Regions from separate parts of the Homo sapiens genome. Here region 2 is linked to region 1. Evidence: chromatin contacts called from ENCODE Hi-C data. All regions are on one chromosome and are shown on one strand. The core of a region is the stretch at or near the end of the contact, and the rest is flanking DNA. Distances in the headings are between cores, read along the strand shown. Region 1 holds the start of MED4 (mediator complex subunit 4). Region 2 has its middle 28 kb from the start of CYSLTR2.

Region 1 (5,243 bases), core at 1,456-3,955:
ACTGCGCCCGGCCTAGTGTTTCATTCTAAATGCAATGAGAAGCCACTGGGTTATTTTAAACAGGGAAATGGCATGACCTGATTTATACTTTTAAAAACTGTTGAGTGATCTGGTAAATAGACTGTAAGAGGGCCAGAACAGGAAGTAAGTTAGGTGGTTTCTGTAGTGTTCCAGGCAAAAAATGACACTGGTTTTGACGAGGTTATAGCCTCCAGGACTTAGTAATCGTGATGGGAGAAACATGGACAGATTTCAGATATCTTTTGGAGGTAGAGCTAACAGGACTTGCTGATGGATCAACAGCGTATGAAAACAGCATGTTAAGTAAACTTTTTAGTGTACGCCACAAGTGAGACATAGACGGTTGAGAACCTCTGGTCTAAGTAAAAGCTGGTTTCAGGTGGGGCAGGAGTGGTGCTGACTAGAGTGGGGCTATGGTAGGAGATGTGGGATAAGCCTTCCTCTGTTCTTGCAAATCTGGGAGCGTGAGTCCACAGAAGGCTTTACAAGGCTTGCCTTAGGCGCCGGAGTAGAGGGGAGGTAGAAGTCTCTAAGACTTAGTCATGTTCTGTAACAGTCCAGGACAAAATAGAAACCCCTGTCCTCCCCAACTGCGAAAAAGAGGCCAAAGGAAGCCCCCACACTCAAGAGCCCTGTCCTGCTAAAAAGAAGGTGCATTCCCAGCATACTGCATTAGAATCCAGACACAATTCCCCATAGAAATAAAATTTCCATAGCGGTTAGAGCCTACATTATTAGCAGTAATACACTTTTCAGGTAAACAGAATTAACAGGCTGGTGTGGAAAACTCAAGATTCCTATCAACATGGTTCTGTGGAACAATGAGTTTTGAGTTACAAATGGGTTAAAAAAAACGTTTAGCCTACAACCTGTGTTTCAACTTTTTAAGACTATCTCCTTGCATTACATTTTATAAACTAATAAATATCCCGAAAGGCTATATAATCAGGTTAATAGAAAAAAAAAGATCCTAAGTTATAAATCCACTATTTTTAAAGAGGCTAAATCTAAAAATATGTAAGGTATATTCGTGATTTTTCTTCTCATTTTCATAAATGCAAGCCAGACACAAATTACATTCAGAGACTGACAAACTTCACAGATCACAGAATCAGTACACATAACTACCTCTGAGTGAACACATGAGACCTTTCTGGAAGCCAGTCACACCACCAGAGCAGCTTCATTCTGTGAAGAAGTTCCAATGATCCGCCCGCCTTGGCCTCCCAAAGTGCTCGGATTATAGGCGTGAGCCACCACACCCGGCCCTAATACAGTTTATTTTAAACAGTGGATCAAACACATAAGCCATTTAATTTCTGCTGTCTAGGTGTTTTCGGGTTTTCTTCCATCATTAAATATTGTGCTGACCTGGTAACTTGGTAGCAATACGATGGCAAGGACTAAATTTACACCAAAAATAAAGTGCTGATTATATCACGTATATTTTAAAATACAACAGGTAAGATTTATTCTAAAGCTGTCAAAGAATGTTGGCTATAGAAAAAGTGACATTTGAGCTGGATTCTGAAGGATATATGAATCATTCACCAAATCGGGAGTAGACTGGGAATGGCACTGAAGATGTGGAAGTCTGACTAAAGAATTTGAACTTTACCTCACTGGACAACGCAAACCTACCAATGAGGTAGCTTTTATATAATTTTTCTGCAGAAAAGTGATATAAGATGCCTTTTAAAACTGGTATCGGCCAATATAAAAGGATAAAGTGCAGAAGCATGAGGCAATTAAAACTGTTTGGGAGGCTACATTTAAGAAGGAGTTATGAACAGCGGGGTTGGAACGAGAGGGCAAATTGGAGCGACACTTTAGGAGGTAGAACCAAGATAATTTACCATCCAAGTCAATGGGAGGGAGTCAAGGAAGGCTTCAACTTGAAAGACTTATCATGAAAGGTGACAGAATATGAAGAACGACATCTAATTTCATCTCCTATCTCTGACACACAACCATCCTAAACAACTTGCAACTCCACCAAGCCAGGCTTTTTGCACTTGCTGTTCCATCTATCTGTGCTGCCTAGTGAGTTTGGCGAGCTCATGCTTCCCAAGCAGCACTTTCTTCAGAGGGCCTGCCCTGACTACAACCAAAAAAGGTGCCTAGTCCCTGTGCTCCAGTACCCCGCAGCGCAGCCCTCTAATAAAAACAGGCCCCAAGCCAGTTTACACATCTGTCTCTCTCTCGACAGCTGGCATCCAGTCTACCCTTCACTACCGTCTCCCCAATGCTGAGCCCCCAAGGAGCGTTCCATAAATGTTAAGTGGCTGGCCGCGGACGAAGAGGCTCAGACCGCGCGAGTTCTTATCATTACTAAAATTCCCTCTAACGGGAAAAACCGCCGCCCAGAGTGCCAGAGGGCTGCGGACCCCACGTCCATGACCCTCATGCACCCGAAACTCCCGAGCTGGCCCTCCCCGCCGAACCCCGAGAACGAGCACAAACGCAGGGCCGGCCGGCTCCGGGGTCAGTCCCCCGGCCCAGCTCCAGCCCGGCTCTCAGGCTCGCCGCATTACCTAGACAGGACCTCCAAGTCCTCAAGCGCAGACAGCAGCCGCTCTCGTGTGCTGTTACCACCCGCCACTCCCAAACCGCCTCCCAGCCGCTCCTTCTCCTTCTCACCACTCGAAGACGCAGCCATTTTCCCCAGAGTCCCGCCACCGGCGCACGCGCAGAGCGAGCTGACGCAGGTGCGTGGCGAGAAGGCGGGCTCGGAAGGCGGAAGAGTCACCCAGGAGAGGAAAAAGAGGCCTGGCGAGAGCGCCCCCTTTGGGCCTGGAGGCGCACTGCGGACACCGGCGCCATCTGTTGGGCCGGCGAGGGCTTTCTGGTCCAAACCCTGGGAGCGACAGCTGAACTGAGAACAGTGGGGGCAACGCAGTCTGATTCTCCTGGGCCTAATGGTTTTTTTTCTTTCTTTCTTTCTTTTTTTTTTTTTGAGACGAGTCTCGCTCTGTTGCCCAGACTGGAGTGCATCGCCGCGGATGTCTTGGCTCACTGCAAGTTCCGCCTCCTGGGTTCACGCCATTTTTCCTGCCTCAGCCTCCCGAGTAGCTGGGACTACAGGCGACCGCCACCACGCCCGGCTAATTTTTTGTATTTTTAGTAGAGACGGGGTTTCACCTTGTTAGCCAGGATGGTCTCAATCTCCTGACCTCGTGATCCGCCTGCCTCAGCCTCCCAAAGTGGTGGAATTACAGGCGTGAGCCACCGCACCCGGCCCACCTTAACCATTTTTAAGTGGATAGTTCAGTGGCATTAAATACATTCATACTGTTGAGCAACTATCCATCTCCAAAACCTTTTATCTTGTAAAACAAACTCTGTACTCACTAAATGCTAACTCCTTATCCCTCCCTTCTCCAGGCCCTGGCAACCACCATTCTACTTTCCATTGCTGTAAGTTTGGCTACTCTAGGTACCTCATATAAGCAGAATCATACAGTATTTGTCTTTTTGTGTCTGGCTTATGTCACTCAGCATTATGTCCTCCAGGTTCATCCATGATGTAGCATGTGCTGGAATATCTTTCCTTTTTAAGACTAATATTCCATTGTATGCATATGGCACCTTTTGTTCATCCATTCATCTGACGATGGACAGTTAGGTTACTTCCACATTGCTATAATCCATCTTTATAGCCATACATCTTCCAACAAAATGTTTTGCTCATTACTCAGGTTAATTATTGAACTGAAGGAACCAATACAGTACATAAGTAGTAGTTAATTAACATAGTTTAAGTCATTGATGTACCACACATTCCAAACCAGAACTGGTTGTCAAAGGCAAAAATACGTCTTAGCCTACTTTTCCTAGGGATAACAATGTAGTAGGGATCACTCTCTACCAGAAAAAAGCAAAGTTACAAGCCTATTGGGAATGAGGATTCCATATTGCTATTATAAAAGATGGTCTGGGACTGCCTCACTCCCATGAGGTAGTAGTACCTGTAGTCCTTTCATTTCAGGGTCTCATCCTCTACTCTGTCTTTTTGGAGGTGCTAAACCTGACTCCTGGGCACCCAGAGTTGACAAGTCTTTTAGAAATTCATGTTAAATAAATTCACTCATAGCAACTGCTGCGTAATCTAGAATGCTGATTTACTCACTTACGATGAAAAGTAATAGTGCCAAACATATCTTTTTCCCATAGACAAAACTATATGAGAAGCCATATTATCACAGGATGTTGCTTGTTAAACTTGGATCAGAACAAACAAGGATAGATTAAAAATTAATGACACAATCATGAGGCTTTGTGTCTCCACAGTGTAGGGATATTTGTGTTCAAGAGATTGGATTATTTGTGTTCATAGGTCAGGGTACCTTTTCCTCTAGACAGTGCAAGAGATCCTTGTCACCTTTTGTTTTCTGACCGTTCCCTGCATCTGCTGTTGGCTAACCCTTTTTTGTTAATGCAGTCAATTCTCAGGCAATGGGCTAAAGTAGATTGAAGCTTTGTTCATTACACTTGCATTCTAAACATGCCTCTCAGTACTCTAGTCAATCATTTCTTATGTTAAGTTTCCAGGGTGCCAAACTTCTGCGGTATGTGTTGGTTTTGTTTACTCAACTCTCACGGGTCATATTGAGCCATGACTCTGGTAGGAGGAGAGAGAACATTATATTAGTGTAAACATAAAAATTCTAGAAGGATTCTAATTAGTTAAAAATGACCAATTATAGTCCTACTTTGCAGACACTGAGGATCAGTGTGTGGAGCATGTATGTGTATTGTGAACTCCTGACCTCCTCAGATTTATTGCAAATTCATATGCATATTAAACAGTTTCTATAGACTGATAAGTAATAGCATCTTTCACAGATATACTGTCTTGCAAATTGTACAAATCCAGGCGTGATAAACAAATATGAATTATTTTATATAGTATTACTGAATTCATGGTAATTTGGAGTTAGGTACATATTTTCTCAATCTGTAGATTCAAAAAGGACACTACTTTCTCATGAAATTTTATTGACATGGTGGGCAGTGTTCTAAGCACTTCAAAAATATTAACTTGTTTAATTTTCCTAACACTCCTATGAGGTAAGTACTGTTACTATCCCTATGTTACAGATAATGAAACTGAGGGGCAGAAATGTTAAGACACATGCCGGGGTCATATAGTAAATGGCAAAGCTGGAATCTGAACCCAGAGTCTGGCTCCAGGGTCTGTGCTCTTTACCACTGGTTATCCC
Region 2 (5,243 bases), core at 1,902-4,401, 530 kb after region 1:
CGTGTTGGCCCAGGCCACTGAACAAGCAACCTAGGTATATAACAAGTGGTCACAGAAGTACAAGAGTAGCCTGGGAGATAGCCAAGGGGGCAGACTACCCTTAAAATATAGTGACTTCCCAACAGTTGTAACAAACGGTTTACCATGTTTGCGATTGTGTCTACATATGTGTCCTGCTTGATAGACCCCATCAAGCAGGACACATTTATAAGGCTGTCCACCCTGTCAAAGACTGGCAAGTGGATAGACAGGATCTCTCCATGTAAGTCAAGGTAAAAAGTATGTATTGACCTGTGTAGATGCTGCTACTGGACTGCCGCAAAGTTTTCCTTGTAAGCAAGCAAATCAAACCAGTACTATTAAAGGATTAGGGGCTCTTGGTACTATGTATGGATATCCATGGCACATTGACAGTGACTCAGGGATCCATTTTGCTGGACGTGACCCTCAGGATTGGGCCAGGGAGCATGATATAGCAGGGCATTTCCACCTCCCACATAAACCCCAAGCAGTAGGGTCAATTGAGAGAAAACAATGGCCTATTAAAAGCACGACTTCAAACTTTACTGGGGAATCCTGTCTTGCACAGGTAGATGAATGTGTTATCTGCAGCCTTTATCTCTTTAAATTCAGCCAGAGGGAGGACATGTGCCCCATAGACAGGTTGGTACAACTGCCCCCAAAACCTACCACTGTGCATATATGGATGACTGAGATAACAGCTTTGCTCCCAGACCTCATTGATAATCAGCCTGCTTTGCACATGAAGATGCCAATGGATATAGTACCGGGGAGGGGATACTCTACTGGGGCTTAGAATAGCAAATATCCCCAGGCTGATTAGACTATTTCCTGCCAGAGAGTAGGGAGTATCTTGGACAGTTAGAGTGGTCACCACTGAACTCACTGAACACCAGATCTATGGTCATGTGCTGTAAGTGTTCAGGAGAAATGCTCACACCCTATGGCATGGTGGTGGGTTCCTTGGTATGGTGAACTCCCAACTAAATTACTCCAACTACAGTTGCTAACATTTCGTCCTCTGAGCAACATGTATGGTATACTGCTCCTTTGAAAAACACAAGAGCTGCATCTTTGTTAATGACCCTCAATAAAGCAACTAGTGTAATCCTAACAGATGGAGACCTTCCCTGCCAGTACCCGCTGTTTCTTTCTTTTCATCTTTAGTTGTTATGTTCTGTCACCATTATTACCAGCTGTCACCTATGAAGCAAACCTTTTCCTACAATGGGCCAAGACTATGCTGGTGGCTCACAGAAAAACACCCGTTGGGTATGCAGCCTCATGCCACTCTCCGGTGTTTCTGGCCTACAGTGATGGGTAGTTCCCTTCCAAGGATGACAGATAGAATATCAGGAATATATTATTGCTTTTCACATTTACATGATGGTATTGAATACAATGTGACTAGAGATAAAATAACCTCATGCCCCATTAATATTATTCTTTCTGAGAAGGGACATGGGAGGAGTTTTTCTGTCAATGAAAATAACTCAGTCTCAGCCTGAAACACTTCAGTTAAAGAACGAAGTGATCTGATACTGCAATGAAAATAACCCAAATATAGAATGAATTTATTTGGTTAACTATCTTTTGGCCAGCCTAGTCAACTTGTCCCCCTATGTTGGAAACAAAAGAATAATTCTAAAGCTATCTGTCCAAATAGAACAAGGGATATAAGATGGACACCAAGAGACAGATGTTTATATATTATAATATTAAAAGTATGGATTCGCATGCTACAGAATGGGTAATATATCCAGGCATCTCTTGGTTGGCCCACATGGAACTTCCTGGATGCATGGCACAAATTAATATGTTCTTTCGGTTACACACGGGTGCAAGGTCAGATAGTTCACACTCTTTCAAAGCCTGGGAATTTCCTTCATTTGGAATCCCATTGGGCCCAATCTGTTTTCTATCGGTACAACAACTTAGCTTCTATTTTCCTTCCTCAACGGGACATCAAAGATGTTATTTAGCATGTGGAAGCTGTAACAAATTATACAAAGAAAGCTTTTAATAATAGCCACAAGAGAATCTCTCTCTGAAACACAGAAGTCACTCTCATGAGAAAGTCTGTCCTCCAAAAGCACATGGCTTTAGACGTGCTCACTGTTACACAAGGGGGGCTTGTGCAATCATAAAAACTGAATGCTATGTTTATATTCCTGATGAATCAGATAACATCACTAAATTAATGACTGATATGAAAACCCAAATAACCACTCTTTCAGACCAAACCCCTCTTTTGAATGACTGGTTTTGGGCAGGTTTGGATGAAGCTAGTTCTTGGTTTAGGTATTAAATGCATATGTTGTTTACTGCCCTGCTTTGCCTTTACTGTTGTCATGGCAGCTCCAATGGAGCCAATGCACTATTGCTAAAGCTATACAATATCAAGCATCCTCCATCTAGGTGCAGGGACTATCCCAGAAGAGGAGGGCACATGAGATTGTAAGGACCAGTTTTATAGGGTGGAGTATAAGAGAATATCCTGTTGTATGGCAAGAGTGATACCACCTTGAAGTGAAACTATCATAATGACCAATGTTTGACTCCTGTAGACCAAGGCATTCTGCAGCAAGGTCAAGAAACAAGGACTGCAGCATAGATAACCCCTCATAAAGATGCTTACCTAGCTTTTCCACTAGTCATGAGTTTTGCCGAGGGTCGGAGACATGACCAGTGACACGTTTCACCAAAACAAATTGCTATGTAAAAAATACTTTCTGGAGGGTGGGTACAGGGATCTACCATCTCTCAGCTTCCCAAGACATGGCTTCTTTTCATAAGTCCCTATTAAATGTTTCTTTCTGAGAAATTGGATTTGTGAGTCTTTTTCTTTGGCTTCTCAGCAAACTCAGCCTTTGGGGATAGGTTTGCACAGAGCTGCTCATTGTGGAACAGTGAACTGGAGCAAGTGTCAGTCACCCAGGCTCTCCTTGGAGAGATAGGTGCCTCCTTATGGAACAGGAATTAAAAGAAATTAAGGAGTGTGTAAGCAAAAACTCAGTTGTATGTAAGAAAACCCAATTCCGCCTGAGAAAAAGGAAGAGTTGGAGTCCTTTAAAAATTAACTGCCTGTTTTTCTGTGGCTAGTGAACCTTATCTCTCCTCCTTTCCCAGGCATTGTGAAAATCCTGTTTCCCTAGCTGTGCAGCTGCAAGGTCACTAGACAGATAAACTCAAGTTGCAAAACATGTTTTTCTTTGAAAAGTAAGAAATGATGTAATGCATATCTCAACTGATTGAATAACTGCGTTTTTTTCTCACTTCTGTAGTATGCCTCCCCCTGCACAGATCTCTCCCTGCCCCATGAAATGCTTAAAATGTAACTTAACTCTTTGTTCAGGGCTCAATCCTTTGGATGTTAATCTGACTGGGCTGGTGCACCTAAATAATTGATAAATATCCTCCTGAACTCCATCGATCTCTCTAATTCCTTAAAAATCCTGCAACACTTACACTAAAAAGAGCCATTGCTAAGTGATTTTACTGCCGCTTAGAAATTTCAATCTCAAGGGCTGGGGTTCCCAGAGCGGGAGATTATGTCAAACTGCAACTCATGGTGCCAGCACCCCTTGACGAACACAAACCACTGTTTTGTACTTCAGATCATTCTGATATTGATACTATGCTTTGAAACAAAATGTCAGAAGGCTTGGGAATGATAGTAAGAGGAGTTTAAACATAAATAAATAAACAATTTTTTAAATAAGCAAAATGCCAGGGGACACTAAGGAGCAAGGGCAAGGCCATCAACAGTAAAAATTGTGCCCAAATGCAGAGAGCAGGCTTGTGGTAGTCTCCTTGTTCAGGAGCCCAGAAATTCTATAGCTTACTTCTATGGAGATGCCTTTCCATGCTGTCAGTGTTTTGATGTGTCATTGCTATCCACAAGTCTGGAAGAGCAATCTCTGCTGTTGTCCCAGATCATTTGTCCCTCTTACCGGAAGGACTCCTATTAAACAAGCCTCCATCCCACTCCTTCAGGATAATAAAATTCCATACTTATCAGAAAGGGGAGAAGAAACAATTTATAAGGTACCTATACTGTGCCAGGAACTGTGTTAGGTGCATTCACCAACATTTTTTTAAAAATTTAATCCTGATTTTATTGACTTGGAAAAATCCCAGCTTAAACTGGGTATGAGGAATGTGGCCTGGAGATAAATTAACCAAGGAATTCAGTCTTCACAAACCATTGGGAGGATGGCTGTCTGCCCTTTAAAAAATGCTTTTTGTTAAGAAATGACACTTTTGTCCCAGCAGAAGCATTCATTTCATTCATTCATTCATTCATTCACTCAGCAAACATTGACTGAATGCCTTCTGTGTGTCAGCTTTAGTGGGCAAAACAGAAGTCCCTACCCTGTGGAGCTCATATCTTGGCACGGTGAAAAGGCATAACAGATTGACAAGTCATATGACATATGAGGAGGTGCTAAGTGAGATGCAAAAAATAGAAATGAGTAGAGTTTTGGGAGTGAGGGGTGGGTTGGGTGCAATTTGACATACAGTAATCGAGATATCCCTCACTGAGAAAGTGACACCTGAGGAAAGACTTGAGGCAGGTGAGGGAGAAGCCAGGTGGACAGCTGGGGAAGAGCCTTGCAGGCAGAGGCAAAGGCCCTACTGTCAGGGAGTGCTTGATTTGTTCAAGGAACAACACAGAGGCATGGAGTGAACAAGGGGGAGAGTGACCAGGGGAAGGTGAGAGAGGTAAGGATAGGAAGGAGGTATCAGAGAGGGCCTTAGCCACAGCCATAAGACCTTGACATGGAGGGCACTGGAGGCTGTAGACTGGAGGAGTGACATGATCAAAATCACCTTTAACAAGATCACTCTTGGGTCTTGTATTAGTCTGTTCTCATGTTGTAAAGACATACTTGAGACTGGGTAATTTATTTATTTATTTTGAGACCAAGTCTCACTCTATCACCCAGGGTGGAGTGCAGTGGCGCCATCTCGGCTTACTGCAACCTCTGTCATCTGGGTTCAAGTGATTCTAGTGCCTCAGCCTCCTGAGTAGCTGGGACTACAGGTGCATGCCACCATGCCTGGCTAATTTTTGTATTTTTTTAGTAGAGATGGGGTTTCACCATTTTGACCAGGCTGGTCTCAAACTTCTGACCTCAAGTGATACACCTGTCTTGGCCTCCCAATGTGCTGGGATTATAGGCATGAGCCACCACACCCAGCCCAAGACTGGGTATTTA

Evidence for each region. Hi-C counts contacts between places; a loop is a spot of excess contacts on that map.
Region 2: a map of HepG2 shows a loop between it and region 1 (6-fold over the local background). The contact joins the enhancer-like site here to the promoter of MED4 in region 1. A Hi-C loop is called at or near these places in 1 of 168 maps with a recorded cell type or tissue (HepG2).

Annotation. Positions count from the first base shown.
Region 1 is chr13:48,092,399-48,097,641 of GRCh38, forward strand. MED4 (mediator complex subunit 4) reads right to left here and starts at 2,706. Exons shown (of 7, transcript NM_014166.4): 1 at 2,556-2,706. The coding sequence starts at 2,680. RefSeq lists a silencer at 1,915-2,209.
Region 2 is chr13:48,623,005-48,628,247 of GRCh38, forward strand. No RefSeq gene overlaps it. Among named protein-coding and RNA genes, the nearest start is that of CYSLTR2, 28 kb to the right of the region's middle. Within about 2 kb of position 3,152, at least 9 of the 41 ENCODE cell types and tissues checked have a DNase peak (open chromatin) inside an H3K27ac peak, as active enhancers do.